2 separate regions of the Mus musculus genome follow, and region 1 is linked to region 2. Evidence: chromatin loops called from intact Hi-C (ENCODE). Cell type or tissue: left cerebral cortex. All regions are shown on one strand. Each heading gives the region's core, and the rest is flanking DNA. Links, peaks and the distances in the headings are about the cores only.

Evidence for each region. Hi-C counts contacts between places; a loop is a spot of excess contacts. Peaks named below come from ENCODE experiments on the same cell type or tissue, not always from the same donor. Only the 100,000 strongest peaks of a DNase experiment are listed, where the experiment ranks them.
Region 1: a loop joins it to region 2, with 7 times the contacts of the local background. A loop is called at or near these places in 11 of 42 quality-filtered maps.

Annotation. Positions count from the first base shown.
Region 1 is chr19:13,976,833-13,987,311 of GRCm38, forward strand. No RefSeq gene overlaps it. Among named protein-coding and RNA genes, the nearest start is that of Olfr1505, 63 kb to the left of the region's middle. In left cerebral cortex, for the core only: CTCF peaks have their summits at 4,561 (motif pointing right) and 6,165; a DNase peak (open chromatin) is centred at 4,571.
Region 2 is chr19:15,864,451-15,874,929 of GRCm38, forward strand. No RefSeq gene overlaps it. Among named protein-coding and RNA genes, the nearest start is that of Psat1, 55 kb to the right of the region's middle. In left cerebral cortex, for the core only: CTCF peaks have their summits at 2,587 (motif pointing right) and 5,079 (motif pointing left); DNase peaks (open chromatin) are centred at 2,594, 4,683 and 5,061.

The sequences.
Region 1 (10,479 bases), core at 963-8,962, 1.9 Mb before region 2:
ATAGTTTCTGGTGAGAAGTCTGGAGCAATAGGCCTGCCTTTATATGTTATTTGACCTTTTTCCCTTACTGCTTTTAATATTCTGTCTTTATTTACTGCATTTGTTGTTCTGATTATTATGTGTCCAGAGGAATTTCTTTTCTGGTCCAGTCTATTTGGAGTTCTGTAGGCTTCTTGTATGTTCATGGGCATCTCTTTCTTTAGTTATGGGAAGTTTTCTTCTATAATTTTCTTGAAGATATTTGCTGCCCCTTTAAGTTGATAATCTTCATTCTCGTCTACTCCTATTATCCGTAGGTTTGGTCTTCTCATTGTGTCTTGGATTTCTTGGATGTTTTGAGTTAGGATCTTTTTGCATTTTGCATTTTCTCTGATTGTTGTGTCCATGTTCCCTATGGAATCTTCTGCACCTGAGATTCCCTCTTCCATCTCTTGTATTCTGTTGCTGATGCTCACATCTATGGTTCCTGATTTCTTTCCTAGGGTTTCTATCTCCAGAGTTGTCTCCCTTTGGGTTTTTTTCATTGTTTCTACTTCCATTTTTAGATCTTGTATGGCTTTGTTCAGTTCCATCACCTGTTTGGTTGTCTTTTCCTATAGTTCCGGATTTTTATGTTTCCTCTTTAAGGTCTTCTACCTGTTTAGCAGTGTTCTCCTGTATTTCTTTAAGTGCCCTTCTTAAAATCTTCTACCACCATCATGAGATATGATTTTAAATCTGAGTCTTGCTTTTCAGGTGTGTTGGGGTATCCAGGACTCACTGTGGTGGGCATACTGGGTTCTGATGATTCCCAGTGTTCTTGGTTTCTGTTAGTAAGATTCTTATGTTTGCCTTTTGCCATCTGGTAATCTCTGGTGTTAATGTTCTAGCTGTCTCTGGCTGGAGCTTGATCCTCTTGTTATTCTGTTAGTCTCTGGTAGCACTCCTGGGATTCCAACTCTCACCTGAGTCCCAGTGGTCAGAGCACTCTCTGCAGGCAAGCTCTCCTCTTGCAGGGCAGGTGTCCAGAAGTCTGGAGCTCTGATCCACCTCCTGCTGATCCTGATCTTCCCCCCATTCCCCTCCCATCTCCTCTCCCACCAAGTTCCCTCCCTCCATCTGCATCCTATGACTATTTTAGTTCCCCTTCTAAGTGAGATTCAAGCATTCTTGCTTGGGCATTCCATCTTATTTAATTTGGGTCTGTAGGGTGTATCATGAGTATCCTGTATTTTATGCCTAGTATCCACTTTTCAATGAGAACATACCATCCATGTCCTTTTGGTTTACCTCACTCAGGATGATATTTTCTCGTTTCCATCCATTTGCCTGTAAAATGCATGATGTCCTTGTTTTTATTAACGGAATAGCACTCCATTGTGTAAATGAACCACACTTTCTATATCTATTCTTCAATTGAGAGGCATCTGGGTTGTTCCCACCTTCTATTCTGAATAAAGCTTCAGTGACTAAGGCTGTACATAGTGGAGCATGTGTCCCTGTACAATGGTAGGGTATCTTTTGGGTATATGTCCTGGAGTGGTAGAGCGCAGTTTTCAGGTAGAACTATTTCCAGTTTTCTGAAAAACTGTCAGATTGATTTACAGAGTGGTTATACAAGTTTGCAATCCCATCAGCAATGAAGGCATGTTCCCCTTTCTCCACATCTTCACCAGCATATGCTGTGCCTTAAGATTTTAATCTTAGCCATTCTGAGATTGAATCTTACACATTCTGGTGTAAGGTGGAATCTCTGGGTTGGCTTGATTTGCATTTCCATGATGACTAAACATGATGAACATTTCCTTAAGTGCTTTTTGACCATTTGATATTCCTCTATTGAGAATTCTGTTTACCCCGTATTTTAATTGTGTTACTTTTTTTGGAGTCATACTTCTTGAGTTCTTTACATATATTCACATAAAAATATTTTCTTTTTTAAATCTAACTCCTTTCATTTGGAGACTTCATTTTACTCATTTCAAACTTAATATTTCTTTCTGTGACTGTCTACACTCAGCTTCTTTCCTTGCTTCAGTGTCTATGCACATACCTACTTCTCCTCTCTCCGTCCATCGGAGACTTTACTTTATTACTTTTTAACCTAAAATTTCTTTTCATCACTGTATACTCTCAGTATCTTTCCCCCTTTTTAGTGTCTAAGTGTACTTACAAGACATTTCGATTTTTTCTCTTTTATTGCTTCTAAACTTATGTATTTATCTCTGTATCTATGTATCTCTAAACTCTTTTCTTTGGGAATTTTCCATTCTGTTTTATATTACCAGTTCAGAGGTCTTCAGTGATGTCTTTTCTCAGGACTTCCAGGCCTTGGCTTCTACTGTCTACAGCTAGCATCATGTCCCAGCCAACCTGCCCCAACTCTGGGCAGGTGTTGAGTCTGAGAGGTGGTAGGTACTCCTCAAGGTGGTGCGGTCTCAGCCACATGTTGCATGCCTGGATGCATCACTGTTTAAGACTGTGTTCATTTTCTTAATGTAAAACTAAACTCTGTGCCTAATATTATTCCTAAACCTAACTCTAGCACTGACCCTAACCATACCTCAAACCTTAATCTACTTCATATAACAACACTGTTAAGTTTACATCGAGTTCTTAATATAGACTAAGCCTACAAGTAACCATAACTGCAATCTGCCCCTTACCTGTACTCTAACCCTCTCAGTAATCATAACAATAACCAAAACCTACCCCTAACCCTAGCCATAGCCTTAACCATAACACTAATATCCACACCTGATCCAAACACTGTCTCTGTCCCTAGTCTAAATCTAAAACTATGCCTTAAAAAAACATAATTCAATCTCAGTCATATCACTGTCTCTAACCTTTTCCACAATACTTAACTAAGAACTAACTGAAAACTAAGCCATACCCTTGATTACGCCCTTATTTTAGCCACAGATCAAACACTAGATCAAAATATAGACTTATCCCTAAAAGAAATTGAAATCTACTCCAACCAGAACCCTAAACTAGATCAAAAACAAAACTTAAATGAGTTCTAATACTAACTGTAGCACTTACAATAACTTTATGCTTCTACTGCTAATCTGGCCAGCCATCAATTCTAACCCTAAATATAAACCTACCTTTAACACTAACCTCATGATTAACACTACCCCTAACGACAAATCTAGCCTGAATTTCTACCTTAAAATTACCTCTAACTCTAAACTTAGAAATAACTTAAATCCTAGCCCTAGCCCTAACCCTAACCCTAAACTCAAACATCATACTTAGAAAAAAAAAGTAAAACTTTCCCTGACACTAATCCAGGTATAATCCTAACAATAACCCTAACCCTAGCACCAGCCCTGCAGTGATCTGAAGAAGAGACTACTACTAACTTTGTCCCCAAAATGAACACTAATCCAAATCCAAAAATTAACTTGAACCCTAATCTTGTCTACCTCAGACCCTCTAACCCTAACCCTAAACCTAACCTAAACATGACTCTTCTAAGATCCAAGCCAAACCCTAACCTAAAACCTACATATTTCCCATACTCTAAAACTAAACCGAACAATTTGCTACCACTAACTGTAACCATTACCATAATGATAAACCAAACTGCATCTGTAAACTAAATCATAAACTTCACATACTATTGACCCTAAATTCTAAATTTAATCCTCAGAGAAACTTATTTGTACGTTTAAATCTAAACCTATTTTAACCCTAGCCTACAATTAACCATAAATGCCATCATAGCCGTAACACTAATCCTGGCAAAGCCATAACCATAACCTAACTAGCCCTGACCTTATCCATAAACTTAACCCTTATAACACGCAAGTTCTACACTTAACCCAGACATTGTCTTTATCCCTCGTCTTAACCCTAAATGAAGTCCTAATTCTAGCCCTTGTCCTCATCCTACCGTAAATCAAGTCCTACTGCCAGCCCTAAACCTAAAATTAACACTAATGCTAAACTGAGATATAACTTCGATACTAACCCAAAACCTACGTGTCATCCCAAAACTAACCCTGGCTTAGACAATAGCCCTAAATGTATTAGCAGTTCTAAACCACATTTTAAACATACAGACAGCATAAACAGTAAAACCAAGTAAACAACTAACCATAACAAACAGGAAAACAAACAAAAACAAATTTTCTTCAGAGAGAGAAAAAGAGAGACAGAGACAGACAGAGAGAAAGGCTGTGGAGTTGAGTGGAGGAAAGTTAGAAAGATATATAGAAGAGAGGAAATCAAGGTCATAATATATTTTACATAATTTTTATAACAGCAAGATTGATGCAATATTTATTTTTGTAGCATACATTTGTTTTGTTTGTTTGTTTACACTCCAGATTTATTCACACACCTCCACCCCCAATCCCAGTCCACCCTCGGACTGTTCCACATCCATACCTCCTCCCCACCCCCTGTCTCCACGAGAATGTCCCAACCCCCCACTACCCACAATTTTTCTTTGAAAAATGTATTTTAAAAAGTCAAGTGATTAATTTTTTTTAAAGTCAAGAGGTCCATTTTAAACACATTTGTAGATTAAAATTAAAAAACAGAAACGCAAATGCTAATATTAGTTCTAGCACTAGGTGGCGGTGTTGCTCTATCTTTATTGCAAACTCTAAAGGAAGGCTGTACTCTAAACACTGCTTCTGACACTGGTCCTAACCATAAACCTAAACTTAGCCTTAGCCATACAGACTAACCATAATCCTAACAAATTAAACAAACAGACAAAAGAAGTAAACAAAAACAAAAACCACCCCTAAACTTAACCATAAGCTTGCCTCTAACTCTAAAACTAAACTATAAAATAACACCAATTACAGACCCTAACCCTAACTCTATCCCTGTTCCTATTACTAACACTAACATTAAACTTAGAAATATATGTAAAACTGTTCCTAACCCTAACACTAGCAAGGCCTAACTATATTCTAACATTAGGTCTAATTGTAACATTAAAAAAAAAACAAAAAAACTAAAACTCTATCCTTTGCCAGACACTAATAATAAGCTAACCCTAACCCTAACTTCAACCTTAACACTAACAGTGAGACTAACACAAGCCCTACCTTCTCTATCTATAACCATACAATTGCCATAATCAGTCCATAGCAAAAACAAACAAACAAACAAACCTAACACTAGTCTAAAGCCTATATTTAGCCCAAATAGTAAAACTACCTCTAAAATTAATGGTATACTAAATGTTAACACCAACTATACCACTGTGATGGTTTGTATATGCTTGCCACTATTAGGAAGTGTGTGGCCTTATTGGAGTAGGTATGGTCTTGTTGGAGTAGATATTTCACTGTGGATGTCGGCTTTAAGACCATTGTTCTAGCTGCCACTCTTCTCCTAGCTGCCTTTGGAACAAGATGTAGAACTCTCAGCTCCTCCAGCCCCAGGTCTGCCTGGATGTTGCCACGCTGCCACCTTGATAACGGACTGAATCTCTAAACATGTAAGCCAGCCTCAATTAAATGTTGTCCTTTATAAGAATTTCCTAGGTCATGGTGTCTGTTCACAGCATTAAAACCCTAAGACAACCACTTACCCACATGATACGCCCAGCACCATCCTTAAACTTAGTCCTAAAACCAGCACTAACCTCTACCATACATAACAAAATTTTGCCATCAAACACTTCAAATGTAATTTGGATTGAAACCTAAGCCTAAACCTAGCTCTAAACGTAATCTAAGTCTACAACTAACCATGGCTCCACTCCAAGCAGTAACACTAATGCTAATCTTGGCATCTTAATTATAAAACCAATGTTAACTACAATCATAACCAAAAAAGCCATATTCACATCTATGTCTATATCCAGAATCCATATCCATAACCTTAAGCATGACAAGAAACAAGTCTCTAAACCTAACCCAAACACTGGCTCTTACTCTAGCCTTAACCCTAAAACTAACCCTTAACTTTGTCTTAGTTCTAACTCTAAACTTCACCCTATCTATGACCCTAGTCCCAACCTGAGCCCTAATCCTAATCCTAAATCTAATCATACATCCAGTGTGACTACCTACCAAATCCTAGCTCAAATGCCCTAAACACATCATGAGCACTCAGTATAATTGTTACTATATCCCCAGTCTGAAACCTAAAACGAAGTCTAAAAATAACCGTAAACATTGTTCTACCACTAAATGGAGCTGTTACACAAAATTTGCAGCAAATCCTAACCTGTCCCCATCAACTATCCTGTTCCTAGCTCGGCCACCAGTCCTAACCCTAAACACAAACCTGGCTCTAACCCTAACCCCAAGATTAACACTAGTCCTGATGACAAACCTAACTCTGACATGTACCATGAACCTAGCTCTAGCTCTAACATAAAATCAGGGGGGAAATAAATACCAATATTGCTCCCAGCCTTAACTCTAGCAATAATCCTACTTCTAACTCTAATATTATCCTTATAAATACACCTGAAACCATTCATAGCCTTCACATTGACCTTGGAGTGATATAAATCAAACCCTACAACTAATTCTCACATTCATCGTAGAAATAAACCTAAAATATCTCTAGACCTAACACTAACAATAATATTAACACTACAATTGCTCTAATCAGACTAAAGACAAAACCCCAACCCAGTCAACATCTAGCCTGAATAATAAAACTAGGTCTAGCACTGGTCATAGACCAGTTTGTAACACTAAATATAACTCTTGTCCTATTACTACATGAAACTCTTTCCCTGAGTCGTAGCCAAACAATAGCTCTGATCTTAAACAAAACCCAGACCAGACCGTAAAGTCCAACCCCTTATAACTCTAAGACTTTGATTGAACAATAATCTTGATCCTAGCTTCACTTGAGCCCTAAGACAACAATTTATCATAAATAAAATCCTGATATTGAAAACTGTCTTTATGCTTAGCATTAACTGTAATGCTAACCAGAATGATAAGCCATAACGCTGACCTAAACCTATCCTAACTCTATCCGCAAAATTAACCCTAACAGTGAACAAAGTTCAACAACTCACCTATACAGACATTGCCTCAAATCCTACTCTTTAGCCTCAAACTGAATCCAGACTTAGCTGTAGTTCTAATACTCGCTCTAAAACTAACTCCAACCCTAGCCTTAACACTAGTGTTAACCCTAAAACTACAATAACTCTAAATGTAGACCTAATACAAATAATACCCCAAATCCTGTCACCCTGAACTTAAATCTAGCTCAAGTAACAGACAAAAAAAGCATCCTGGACATAAAAGAAATTATAATACTACCTCAGGCTGAACCTCAAAAGTATCTTGAAAACTGTCTTCATCCCGAATTCTAACACTAAATATAGCTCTTACAGTATGTTTACACCAAGTTCTAAACTAATTCTACACATAACCCTAAAGCCGAAAGGATTCGATGCCACCGATCCTAACCTTAAACTTAAACCTACATCTAACCAAATCCCAGGACTACACCAGACAGTCTGACAAGCTTTTCCCTAGACCTAATCTTAACCATACGTCTAAATATAACATTAATCTTAGAGCTATACCTAAACCTGCCTCTAGACCTAATCCTGGCCCTAGCCATTACCCTAAGCCTAACTCTAAGCTTGCTCCTGTCTAACTCTACCCATAACATTAACCCTAACACTTTATAAGCAAAGTCCTGCACCAAACTCCAAACAGGTTAACAGACTTAACCAAAAATATAGACTAACTAACTCTAACCTGAGCCTAACTAGAAACCTATCTTTAATCCTAGCACTAAGCCTGTTCCGATCCCTCAACCTAGCAGTAGCACTAATACTAGACTCAAACATTAAACCAAACACTAGCTCTCAACGTAAAAGTAACCATTAACTTTTAGTTCGAACACAATCCCTAAATATTTTGCTAGCTCCCTGACATAAAAAAAAAAAAAAAAAAACCTAATTCTACCGCAACCCAACCCTAAAACAAAATTGAAAACTAAACTCCATTTCTAGCAAAGATGACAGTTCTGATACTAACTTTGTGCTGATGATCCTAACGGAACCTTATTCACAGTCCTAATGCTCTCTCTTCCAGCAACCCTATCTTAAATATAAATTCAACCCAAATATTAACCAGATAACCCTAAAAACAAACCTAGCTCTAACCCTAACACTAAGCCAAACTCTAACACTAACCTTAGAAATAAGACCAATATGGCACCTAGCCTCACACTAACCGTAAGCATGATTCTACCTATACCTCTAATAAAACTAACCTTTAAAATATAACTAAACCAGTTTCTATCACTAACAATAACCCAGGAAGTCTAACCTTGAACACAAGTGAACCTTTATCTGTAACAGTAAGAATTATGCATTCAGAGACTGGCCCTTTCCACCCTCCTTTCTTCTCCATTCCTCCAGATCATTTCTTTTTTGGATTATGTTTTATTTAGGGTCTTGTTTTGATTTTTTTCTTTAATTATGCATCTCCTGGATGAGGAGGTGACAATGGGAAGTGGCCTGGTCAGGGTTGCAGATAGCCCTGGAGTTGGGACAATATCTTAACACAAGACACTGGGCACTCTATCTTTCCTTTAAAAAAAAAAAAAAAAGTCCTACTCCCTTCCCTTCACACCTGCCATGCTGGAAGAAGCCTTGGGGGCCAACTCTCCTTGCTAATCCAGGGAGGCAACCCAGTGCCAACTGGCCTATTTCTCTTCCCTCCAATGTTTCTTCTGGGCAGTTCGATCACTGGTAGAGTAAAGAATGACCTATAGATTAAGGAGGGCTTTGTTTTATTTTTATTTATTTATTTATTTATTTATTTATTACCAAAAATGATTTCTTCTACTCAACATCTTTCCAGCCAGAGTTCAAGGCCACATCTCAAGCAGTCTTTGACACCTTCAAGACTGAGTGGAGTAGAACCTTTCAAAGCCAAAAAGAGCCCCAGGCCCAGAAAAAGCTGAAAATAAGAACTTTGCCAATGATAGTGACCACGGCGAAAGCAAATAATAACAGTTTTAATAATAATAAAGGGAAATACAAAGAAATAATAAATAAAAAAGAAATAAACCTAAAACTCTCCTTAGCCCTAACTAATGCAAGCCATAATTATAATCTGAAATGAAAACTTCTAGTTTTTCTGGGAAGTTATGTCAAATGATGTTTTGCTGGGCACACAGGTGAAAAGGTGTTTTGCTGGAGCCGACATGTAAAAGGACCCTTGATGAAGGACTATAAATTAGACCCCACAAACAGTGGGAGACAAGCACTGAGTATTGGTTTGGTTGGTTCTGCCTCACTATTCTTCGCTAATGACTGGAATGTATTCGTTTCCCTTACATGGTGTTGTTGAGATCAACTTGAGGTAGTGAAGCCCCCATTGAGAGAATTTCACCAAAGAGCTGCTCCTGAGGTTCCTGTAGCAGCTTGCTGCTTCCGAGGCTTCACCTCCGGCTGGTTGGCAAGTCTTGCAGCTTCTTTTAGACTGAACTACAGCTGCTGGTTCATGCAAGATGTCTGCATGCCAAGGGGACTCAATCAGCTGCTGAGTCATATTTCGTGTTTGCTACAGGACTGAACTGCTGAGATCTAGTGCACCCTCAAAGAACTATTGCTGAAAAGGTCCACATCCCCCATATCTTAATAACTTTTCCACTACCTCTGCTGGGTGGTGGGCTAGAGGAGAGGTTGAACCTCTATTAAAAAGTAGAATGCAAAAAATTTCTGCCTACCCTAATCCTAATAGTGGGTTTACAATATGTACTCAGGCCCTAGCCAAAATGCAAGCCATAACCATATATTCACCACAAACCACCAAACTAGTTATAAACCTAACATAAACAAATACCCAACATTAAGTGTAATACTTACTCTCTTGTTTCACTAAGCTATATTCCTCCCAGAATCCTAAACCTAATCCTAGCTCTCACCAATACCATAATCCTCATCCTAAATTTAACCTTCACATAGATATAGTTGCAATTTAAATATCCTAATTTTAACCCTGGCTCTACCTGCACTCTAAGCCTACAACTAACCATTAAGAACTATCTAGCCATAAAACTAACACTAACCCTAGAACTAATTGTAACCTTAAATTTAGAACAAAGCACTATTATAACCAAACCTCCTCCTAACACTGTCTAAAAACTTAATCCTCAAACAAAACAAAGGTGTACAGTCAACACAAACATTGGCTTCACTATGATCTTAACAATAAAATGAACCCTAACCATTACCCTAATACTAACTCTAGCTATACATTGTCTTTAACCCTGGCCCTAACCTTAAACTGAACACCAGCTATAGTCCTAAACATTATTTGAATATTATCCCAAATCCTAGCTCTCATACTGATGTTGACCCTAATTCAAACACTAGCCCTAAATATACCTGAATCTACATGAAAGTACAGCCTTAACTCTATCCAGAACTATATAGCTAGACTACTACTAACATCAACTATAGCTCTTAATAGAACTTTACACAAAATTCTAACTTAATCCTAATCCATAATACTAAACAAAATTCTACAC
Region 2 (10,479 bases), core at 1,710-9,709:
ACTCACTTTGGTCCTCCCACCCCAGTTCACATGGAATTGATAGAAGGAGGTAGAATAGGAAATAAGTCATTTGAAAGGGAAAGTCATGCTTCCTAGCTTAGATCTGCATCAACTCCTCCACCAACAACAGGAAATTATTTGGCTACCCAAACAGAGAAGCCTGTTTCTCTTTGTTGGGAGCACGGTGATTATACACATGAGAGAGAGAGAGAGAGAGAGAGAGAGTAAATAAGATAAAAGACATAATGCTCACTGGATTTTTCACTGGGTGAGCAGAATGAAAATCATTTGAACGTATCCCTGTGGAAAAAATAATCAATTTTTCATAGACTTGTTATAGGTTTCATAAAATATATTGCACACATATTTTTAAAGTAAGGAAATGGCTTTTTAATGATACTTAAAATATATGGCATGGCAAAAATTATCTAAAATGTGTTTCTGAAGCCTGAAGTTTGGCACTGCCTGCTGAAATATAGATGATTTGGGTAAGCCTGTCTTCTTGGGATAAATGCGGGACCCAGCGCATCTTATTATAAAGCTAATATGAAGAACTTGGTACTCAGGCAGTTAAGTAATTGGCATAAATCCTCCCAAGATATTAAATCCCCTAAACTTCTACCATTTACCAGTTGCCCAGTGGCCTGTGTACATTAAATAACTGCTTTTAACCCAGAGGCCAAAAAAAGAAAAAAGAAAAGAAAAAAAAAGTTCACATAGAAAAAGCCAACCCAACACAACAATACAGGTATCAACAAGAGAAGTAAGGTAAGCACTCAGCTAGCAGACATTCCAGACCAAGGCTCAGGGCCAAGAACATAGGGCTAACCCATCAGCAAGACCTGGGTGTCTACCACTGATGCACACATACTCGGTCACTTGCCTGAGCAACTGGTTTGAGTTTCATATTGATCAGCAAGCGTCTCCGAGGTGTGCTGTGCGTTACTTGTGAAATACTGCCCCCAATCCTTCCTACCTCCTGCAAACACTGAGTGGTGGTCCACAGGGCACATGCAGGAAACAGAGAGGGCAAACTCCTCAGACAAGAGCAAAGGGGACAAACACAATCCAGAATCTTCAAAGCCATTGCCAGCAAGCATGAGGGTTCTGTCTCCAGAGAATGAGCCCATTTGTCACTGATGGAAAAACAAGAGTTTTTTTCTACTTTGCCAAATAAGAATGTGCCTGGCACATGGCCAGTACATCATACACAGCCATCCTTTGTACCAAAAGGATTAAGTCCAGGACCCACAAGGGAGAGCAAAATCTGAGGGTGTTTACAACCCTTCTTTAAACATTGTAAAGTCTGCATATAGCCCACCACCCCAATACATAAATGCACACATACACATTCCAACCTATGGTAGCCTTCTAGTGATTTACAATACCCAACCCCACACAAATGCTATGCAAATAGCCCCTGCCCTGCCTTATTTAAGAATAAAAACAAGAAAAACCTATATGTTTCAAACAGTTTTTTTTTTCAGGTCATTTTACTTCATAATTTGTGGATGAATGTGGAAACCAAGTATATAGGGATGATTTAATTGATAGATAAAAAGAATATTTGAAATCACTTGTAGAATATCCAGTATATGAAATTTTTTACCACCACCCCTGACCACGCATACCTAATTAAGAACACCCCCCCCTTTATTTTTTTTCATTTTATGCAGCCAGTCAAGTTCTGTTGTGTTGCAGTTTGTCTAGCAACTTGCTCTAAAGAGTTCTGAGCATGACCAATGTCAGAAAATCTAGGTTTTTAGCTGAGAAGACCACAACAAACCCAGAACAAGGGTTGAGGCAGCTGTGTGACCTCAGGAGGCAGAATGTCAAAAGTCCACAGAAAGAAAGGTCACCTCAGGGGCCCCAGTTGGCTACAAAGACTCTAGGAGCTTGAAGAAGGGCATTGAAATAGGGGCAGAGGTTGAATTTCAGAGAGACAGAAAAACAGACCAAGATTTAGAGGCAGAAATAAGCAGTGTTTGCTGATGGTGAGGAGAGCGCCAGTAGGAAACAAGGCTCATTACAGGGTGGGGCTTCCTGGGGGAAAGGGTAATAAGTGGCCTGAGAAGCCGATCTGTTACATAGAGGACTCATTCTGGCTCATGAGTAAGAATGGCAGAAGTGTCTTCGGTGTGGCGGGAATTCACCCCAGGATTCTTTTAAAGAGCATGCTCCCCCTGACATTGAGTTAATGATTTCATTTGCACTCAGCTTTCCAATATCCCATCTCAGTGGTTCCCAACTTATGGACCACAGAGTTATGGCAGAGGTCCCCGAAGTCATATAAGCACTGTCTAGAGAACAGCGAATGACTTGCTCCGGGTATATTGCCACTACTTTGTCCTAATATGTGGAGGTACCGTAAGACATAAAATGCAAATTCATTCCAAAGTAACGGTAGCCTGAGTTGCCCCAGGCATCAGCCTGTGGCAACACACAGAGTCACTTTAACAATAACCGAAATGTCACTGCCTTGCATCTCCCCTGCTGTTCACCCAGGGCTTCTGCCTACAGCAAACTGCCCACTCTAGGATGCCTAGTGATTTTGCATATGGTCCTAGAAACAAATCCATCCTCCCCAGAGAGCCACTGGGTGGCGCTACATCTGCATTGACCTGGCATCACCATAGGTTGGTTGCTTAGGAGTAGGGCAAAGATGCAGGATTGTTACATGGCACAGCGGGGAGCAGACACCTCATTATTCTGAGCTAGTATTCCCCAAACACTAATGCTTTACTGAGGATTGTTTTCTAAATAGCTTTTCCAGTTTTTACTTAATGGCCCTTAAACTTTAAGCAGAAAAAGTAGTATTTATACATTGATCATTCTAACACAACAGCGGGGACATATTCCCTCCTGTCCAGTACCCAAGATCCCTTCTCACGACCCTTTGTGACCAGCATTTAAGCTTGTAGGTATATAAGGAAATAATGCATAGCTCGGTAGATGATTTGCAAGTGTGAAAAGGTAGAAACACAGAGGTCTGTAGACTACAGGTAGAAGTGAAGAGCTTTGTAGACTACAGGTAGACAGACATCAAAGGCAATGAGGTTAGCATCCAAATTCTAGTAATGGAGATCCCTGGGTCACACTGATACGTCAAATTAGCCAGTTAACATACATCAGCTACACTGTGTCCCCCATCTTAGAAGTAGGAGCTGAGGAAGATACCCACATGTGTGTATATATTTGCAAAGTGAGCTCCTGAGGTGTCGACACCCTCTCTCATCCTTACTGAGGACTGCTTTCTTAGCACTCAGATTCTTTTATGGAACTAACTAGAGCAAGGCGCTTATGTTGGGAGTGGCCCCACCCACATCTTGTGCCAGGGATGGAACCCAGACTGCCATGCATGCTGGACAAGCACTCTACTTCTGGGCTGCACCCCAGCCCTGGACTGGGGGATTGCAAAAGATGGATTATTGCCCAAACTGCCTTACTAAATGAGATAAGAAATTATAAATAAAGATTGATGGGCAGACCAGAAACAGGGGTTGGGGGGGGGGGAACCTCTGGTTTTCAAAAGAGACAGATCCTAGAACAAATACCTCCAGGCTTGGGCAAAGCAGGAGCAAAGTGTTTGTCACATGACATTTTATCTTCAGTTGAGCAAGAGAATCACTCCAACTCCACGATGAAGTGTGAGGGCCCTCCAGTGTGTTCGGGGAGTCAGATCTCTTTCTTTTACATGTTTCTCTACTGTCCATTAAATGGGGGCAAGAGGACCAGCTTAAGGTTGCAAACAAATGAAAAAGTACAAGGAAGTAAGCCCAAGAAATAGTCTCTCCATGCTTGCCTCTGCAAATGTAAGTTAGCTAAAGACGAACTGCTCTACGATTAATATGGACTGCATTCGGAATGTTAGCAGGCAAGGGGTTTACTCCTGATCGGGGCCAGTGTTATCATACTTGAGACAAGCAGAGTGTCTAGAGCACAACATTTAAGGAAGCATGGGTTTGCAGGGTCTTACTCTCAGAGATGACAGCAGAACAGCCTGCAAGGGAATACTCCTCCTTAAATTTTGGGTCTCAGCCACGCTGCCTGCTTCACTCTAGTCTAGTCCTTGGCTCTTCCTGGCCCAGTCAAATTTCATTCCACCTCAAACTCAGACACAATTTGCCACATACATGATTTAGAATTCTTGGTCATTTCAAAGATACATTTCACTGGGTATTCATAACAGCCTCTGTGGCACATCAGACTACACTCCCCATTCTACAGAGAACAGGGAAGGTCAGGAGTCTTGTCCAAGGTAGCATTTTGGGGCCATGGCAGGCAAGCTCCACCCACGCCAGTCACCCAAAGACTGCTTCCAAAAGTATTTGGTGTTGTGTTCGATTGCCTCGTGAATTCATTTCTGGAGTGAAACCAACTCAAAGTTTCATATGGCCCATCCAAAGGTGCTGTATCTCTTCATTTGCCCCCTCCAGATCCACAGAGTATAGAGAGGAAGAGTTTAGCCAAGGTTGCTGGCTGCTTAGAATAAATGCCTATGAATTCTCCACCCCCTGAAGCCTTCCACAAAGGCCACAAGCTCCCAGCTGCAACCCTGTGTGGATGGGCAGCCAGGAAAGGCACTTGCCTAGGAGGCCTTAAAATCAGTCACAGCTGGGATCCATACTGCCCTAGCTTTCTGTAGCTCTGGCTTTTCCCTGACTGAAGAACAAAAAATACCATCAGTTGTGGGCCCACTAGCTGGAACTCAGCCATGGGGCCTGATTAGAGTGTTAATTCACCCAGCCCATGAAGCACTCTGTATATTATCCAGCCAATGTTTCAGGGTACCACTAAATTTCATCAAAGTGAAAAAGCCTTCCCCACATCCTCTACAGATTTCTTGTTCTTGGTTCTCAAAGTGATACGTTTAAGAACTGAAAATAAAATGAACTCATTTGCAAATTGTGCTTTTGTGTTCGTGTGTGTGTGTGTGTGTGTGTGTGTGTGTGTGTGTGTGTGTGCAAGTGCAGATCTATATCACCCTTGTCAGAATTCATTGTTATGTGAGTTCTTTCCTGAAGCCTGGATCTAAGGCTCGGCTCGGTTGCATAAAGCTTTGCCTCCCTCTGCTGTCGAGAAGAAGAATCAAGTGTGGCAAACATAAACTCCGAATTGGAGAGACCATTGGAAGGAAACTGTACCTAGGGGTGTTTGTATACGCTGCATAAAGTGGCTGTAACAAGGGCCTAGCATCACAGTATTATCCACATAGCACTTGATTTACAACTTCTCAGGAAAAGTCAACTTCAAACCCAATAAGAACAGATTGGGACGGATTGCATGCTCACCTGCAGAGCAGAACAAAATCAATCAAGTGATTCTTTGGTCACTGGACTAAAAGATTCAAGATTGATTTTTTTCCCCTTTTAGTAAAATATGAAACTCCCTGGAAACTTTAAGTATTACTGGAGTCCTGTATCGTATGAGGATTCATGTGGCAAGAGCGTAGCAATTTGTCTAAAAAACTTTCCTTCGACAACTCTAGAGATGGCTGAATTTGCATGAGCTCATCGGGCAATGATTTTTGAAAGCATTAACCTCAGAAAGAAGGGAGGGTAGAGGTTTCCTGCTAAGTACCAGGGATCTCAATCATAAAATTAAATATTCCCTCGCAGACTTCGTGGTATGGTAATCAGCTATGACCTCTTGCAATAGTCGGTGATCTGCGGGGAATTCTGAATGTCTAAGGAGCTTGATTTTGTCCTCAATGTGCCACACATAATGGGAAGCTGCTTTACAGGAAGTTTCTCCTCCTGTGGAAGATGCCTGGACACTGCAGATATCAGCAAAGCCCAGCCAGGCCTATCTCACTTATAGGCTGAGTCCCTTGCATACGCAGTGGCGCCTCTTTAATGAATGTTTCTACTCTTGAACATACAGTCATCCTAGGTAAGCATTTTGTGTCCTCAGCCAAGGTCAAAGAAACAAACAGGGGTCCAGAGGTGTTTTAAGAGCAAGACCCATGCCTGCCAATCACAGCTGGCTTAACACTCTACTCTCGGCCTGTGGGAAGGGTGGCCTGAGAGCAATGCTTCTATGGAGCTGAGAATTGCCTGCAAAGCTCCCCCACACAACTCTAATACCCTTCCCAGAATTCAGACCTATTCCAAGCTCTAAGTTGTGTTTCTTCTAAATTTTCATTTTATGTATTTGAAGAAGGGGGCAGAGGCATGAGTGTGTCCCAGTACACACATGTGGAGGTCAGGAGACAGAAACAGGCTCTCTCCTTCCAGCCTGTGAGTAAAATGGATAGAAGTCAGGTAATCAAGCTTGGCTGTAGACAACTTTACCTGCTGAGCCATCTTGCTACCCCCCCCCCAGCAGTCCTCTTTTCAACAAATGATTTTTTTTTTCAGTACGTAGGACCGCATGCATGTGAGGCAAGCTAATTTTTGCCACTCAGCTACAACATCAGCCCTCTAAGTAATGTTTCTCACCTAAGACAAAGAGCAACACATTAGCCAAGAGGCAGCAGGGTAGACACAGATAGCACATTGGATGTTGTTGACCATAAGGTCTCTATCCCAGTGACTCAAATGGAGACAAGTCATCTTACCGGTGACTAGGAAACACTATGGTGTAACACTGTATTTATAAGCAGAGGTGACTGGCCGTTATTTGTGATTCCCTATCTCAGACCACTCAGAATGCCACTTAAAAAAAGACACGAATGCTTGTTGTCACCTTGTTGAGGTCGGGTCTCAAGCAGGTGATCTATGTGAGACTCTTCCAAACACCATGAAACCCCACTTCCAGCATGAAGCAATGTTAGACTTGCCCCTCCTTCCTCCCTCCTTCATTAGGGAATACTTTCAAAGTCAGATTCACACTTGTGTCCTCCTTCATCTACACCACTGAATGATGGAGGGGAAGGAGGACACTGGTGGGTCAGGCATAGGCAGAAGTGAAGCTATCAAGTCATCTCACTGGCTTTGGTAGCAGAATTCCAAAATAGCTCAAAGATGCTCCTTTCCAGTGTCATATACCATCTCCCAGTCATCCAATCACATGGGACTGACTGGATAAGATGGGCTCTTTAAACCTGGGTCTAGAGGTCAGAGACAGGCCAGGGAGAATCTAAGCATAAGAGAGATGGTGTAGGAATATCACCAGGCTGGCAGAAAAGAAGATACACTACATAGACACTGTGCCCCTGAATTTGGCTACCAGACTATTGAAACAGTGGTCTTCATGAACTTGGAATATCTCATGAAATCTCATGTTGGGAGAAGTAAAAGGCTGAAGCTTAGTATCAGCCAGAGTCTTCACTCTGTCTGACAGTTTATCAGACCACCACCCAGGAGCTAAGACAGGGACAAGTAAGTGATGGGCAGGATCACGCCTTGACCAGGACTGCCCGATCTCGACACTAGCAACTCCAGTAACTGGAAGAATCCATGGTTGGTTTCAAAGTTGTGGGGCCATGAGATACAGAATGTGCGGGGACTCTAGGAGCTGAGTACTCTCAACTGAAAACATTAAAGTAAGGGGTCCTTTCATTGCATCCATAAGGAGTGGGTTCTGCCAACAGTGGGTAAATGATGAGCTGACCAACTGGGTGGACACAGAGCTCCAGATGAGAGCCACAGCCTTAGGCCAACACCACACATGCACAGCAGGAAACATACCCATAGTGCACCCATTTTTTTAAGCTACAAAAATGTTGGGATAACAAATTAACATCTGGTCAACTGCTAAGTATGTGATGACATGGTACATAGAAGTAGAAAATGATGCAGACAGGCCTCTGGCTTTGATGTCTAGGTCACTACTGGGGAGGATGGAATCCAACAATGTCTTCTTTAAAATGAAAATGGATGAGAGCCAAGGTCACTCCACCTGGAGTCAATCAGAACTCCAGCCAACATGAAGGCACCAATGACAAGGAAGCTTATCCAGTACCAACCCACTTGCTACACTGTGAGGTCATTGGCCACATCTGCTCTGTCACTGGGCATGGCCAGTTGGGGAGGCAGAACACAGGGAGTTTGCCTGCACTTATCCCACCCCACCACCTCAGGGACAGGGAAGAGACTGCTCCAGGGGTGGGAAAGGTCTGAAATGTGGAAAAGCCAGAACTGCTTCAGGGTTCCCAGGCCTGCAACGAAGCTGGGGCTGTGGGATTCTCAGACTCTTGAACATCCAAGTTCCAAAGAGAGTTGGAGAGCCCTCGGACTGGGGACAGCATCTAGCCTGGGGGTTGGGGGAGCTCCAGCTTGGCTTGTCCCAGCAGGGGAGAGTGTCCTAAGCTTGGTGGATGCAAGCTTGCAGGCTTGCAGTCTTGCAGGCTTGATGGGTTGTGGCCGGGAGCAGAGAGGCCTTCTATGGAAGATTAAGCTGCAGCTCTGTAGGCGAAGGCCTTCCTCATGGCTCCCCATGGTGGATCTTGATGAAAAAGAGATGGTCCATGGTTCCAAACAGTTTACTGTCATGGTGGAAAATGCATGCATAAAATTATACCCGCTACTCAGGGTGCAGGAAAGAATGTCTGGGAAGGGAAGCTTATTAACTAAACCCTCTAGGCCTCTAGGTACCTCATTAGCATGGAGAACTCTATTTTGAGTCTACATGACCATAGGACAGGTTTCTTTTATGTGAGAAGCATGGCACATGATCAAGTACCATTCAATCACAGACTGGAGAGCCACCATCCACCTTTCGACACTTTGTCCAGAGTCCCTTCAAACCTTTCTGAGAGTGAGGTATGAGCAAGAGGCTGTAGAGGGAACACCAGCACATGGGTTGAACATACTGGAATTCCAGTTGGCCCTGCTCCCAAGCAGCCTTTTAACAGAGATGTCTAATTGATCTTTATTGAGCAGAACCTTCCCTTCTGCTTATAAACGAAATGATCGCTCTTCCCTCTGGTTCTATCTGGAGAAGTTAATAGCCTCGGTTTTCTCTTACAGCAGAGCAACTTAATGACCGGGAGACTATCATAAATAGAGTTTATTGTCCAAAATACAAGGCACAGTCTCATCAGCCTGCCCCATTGAGAATGCCTTGTTTGCAGATGTTGACTTTTCACGGTTCTCCCAGCCACCACGTGTGCTGTTCTCATGGATGAACGTCTGCTGGCCGATTAACAAACAAATGCTCCCTGCGAGACAATCTATAGGGTTTTTGTTTTTGTTGTTGTTGTTGTTGTTTTTCTCCCAGAGTTGCCCCACCCCAAAGGATGCTGTACCAAGCACCAGTGTGATCCTCTCCAGCAACAGCTTCCAATGAGGCCAGAGAATATCTAAGACAGTTCACTCTGTGGGTTGCACACAAATGTTCCGTGTGCACATTGGATCGTTCCATGCTTCCAAGCCCCAGGCTCACCAGGTTCTATCAGCAAGCCACTGCCTCATAATTAGTATGAGCCTCTTGCCCATGCCTCACTCTGAGGAAGGTTTTAAGAGACTCTGGATAAAGTGCTGACCCAAAGAGTGGCTGAACGGAAGAAGAGTTCTAAGCTCCCTGAGCACATTTGTAGAGGATTTTATCGATCTTAGCATTACTTCCTGCAATAGACTTCAAACCCAACCAAGAGGAACAAATGTTCCACAGTACTGCTAGGGAAGGTGAGGTTAAGTGTTTCTACTGACATACTTGAGGGGGTGGGCTTTCCTGTCACCTAGAGGATGGGACTTGATGTTACAGACAGTTCTGCCTCAGGATGTGTCCTAGTCATGGACAAGGCTCTGCCTTCTAGTTTTTGGTCTTGCCTCCAGGCCCTGTTTACTTCCTCCAGTTTGCCATATTAAGAAATACAGACACCATAGCTATAATTAGTATAAGCCAACACTAGAACCTTAGCATATTTTAAAAAGGCTAAGCATTCTTAAACACCAAGGCAACATTTTTGAGAGCAGGGTTGTCCAGAAACAAAGGAACAAACAACCAACCTAGGATGCACCACAAACGAGGGGCTCTAACAAATCTCCAAGTGGCTAGCAGAAGACTGTGAGAGGGTCATACCCACTGTTTGCTGCAAAGTACGATGAAGACAGGTGTAAGGTGTGAGCCGAGGCCAGAGGACTTACCTAAGGATGTGGCTTTTCTTCCATGTCTTTCCACAGTTAAAGTCCTAAGGAGGACTGTGTTGTTAGGGGGTCCTCGCCAGGTACATGAAACTGAACTGGATCCCCTAAAACAATCTTTGTGGAAGCCATATCCACAAGGATTGGAACTGAATTTGGAAATGAGGCTTTTAAAGAAGTAGTGGGGAGGGGGGGGCTGGTGAGATGGCTCAGCGGTTAAGAGCACTGACTTCTCTTCCAAAGGTCCTGAGTTCAAATCCCAGCAACCACATGGTGGCTCACAACCATCCGTAATGAGATCTGACGCCCTCTTCTGGAGTGTCTGAAGACAGCTACAGTGTACTTACAAATAATAAATTAATAAATAAGTATTAAATAAAAGAGAAAGATTGTTATCTCTCTCTTAAAAAAAAAGAAGTAGTAGTGGGGGAAGGGGTGGGTGGAGCCCGTT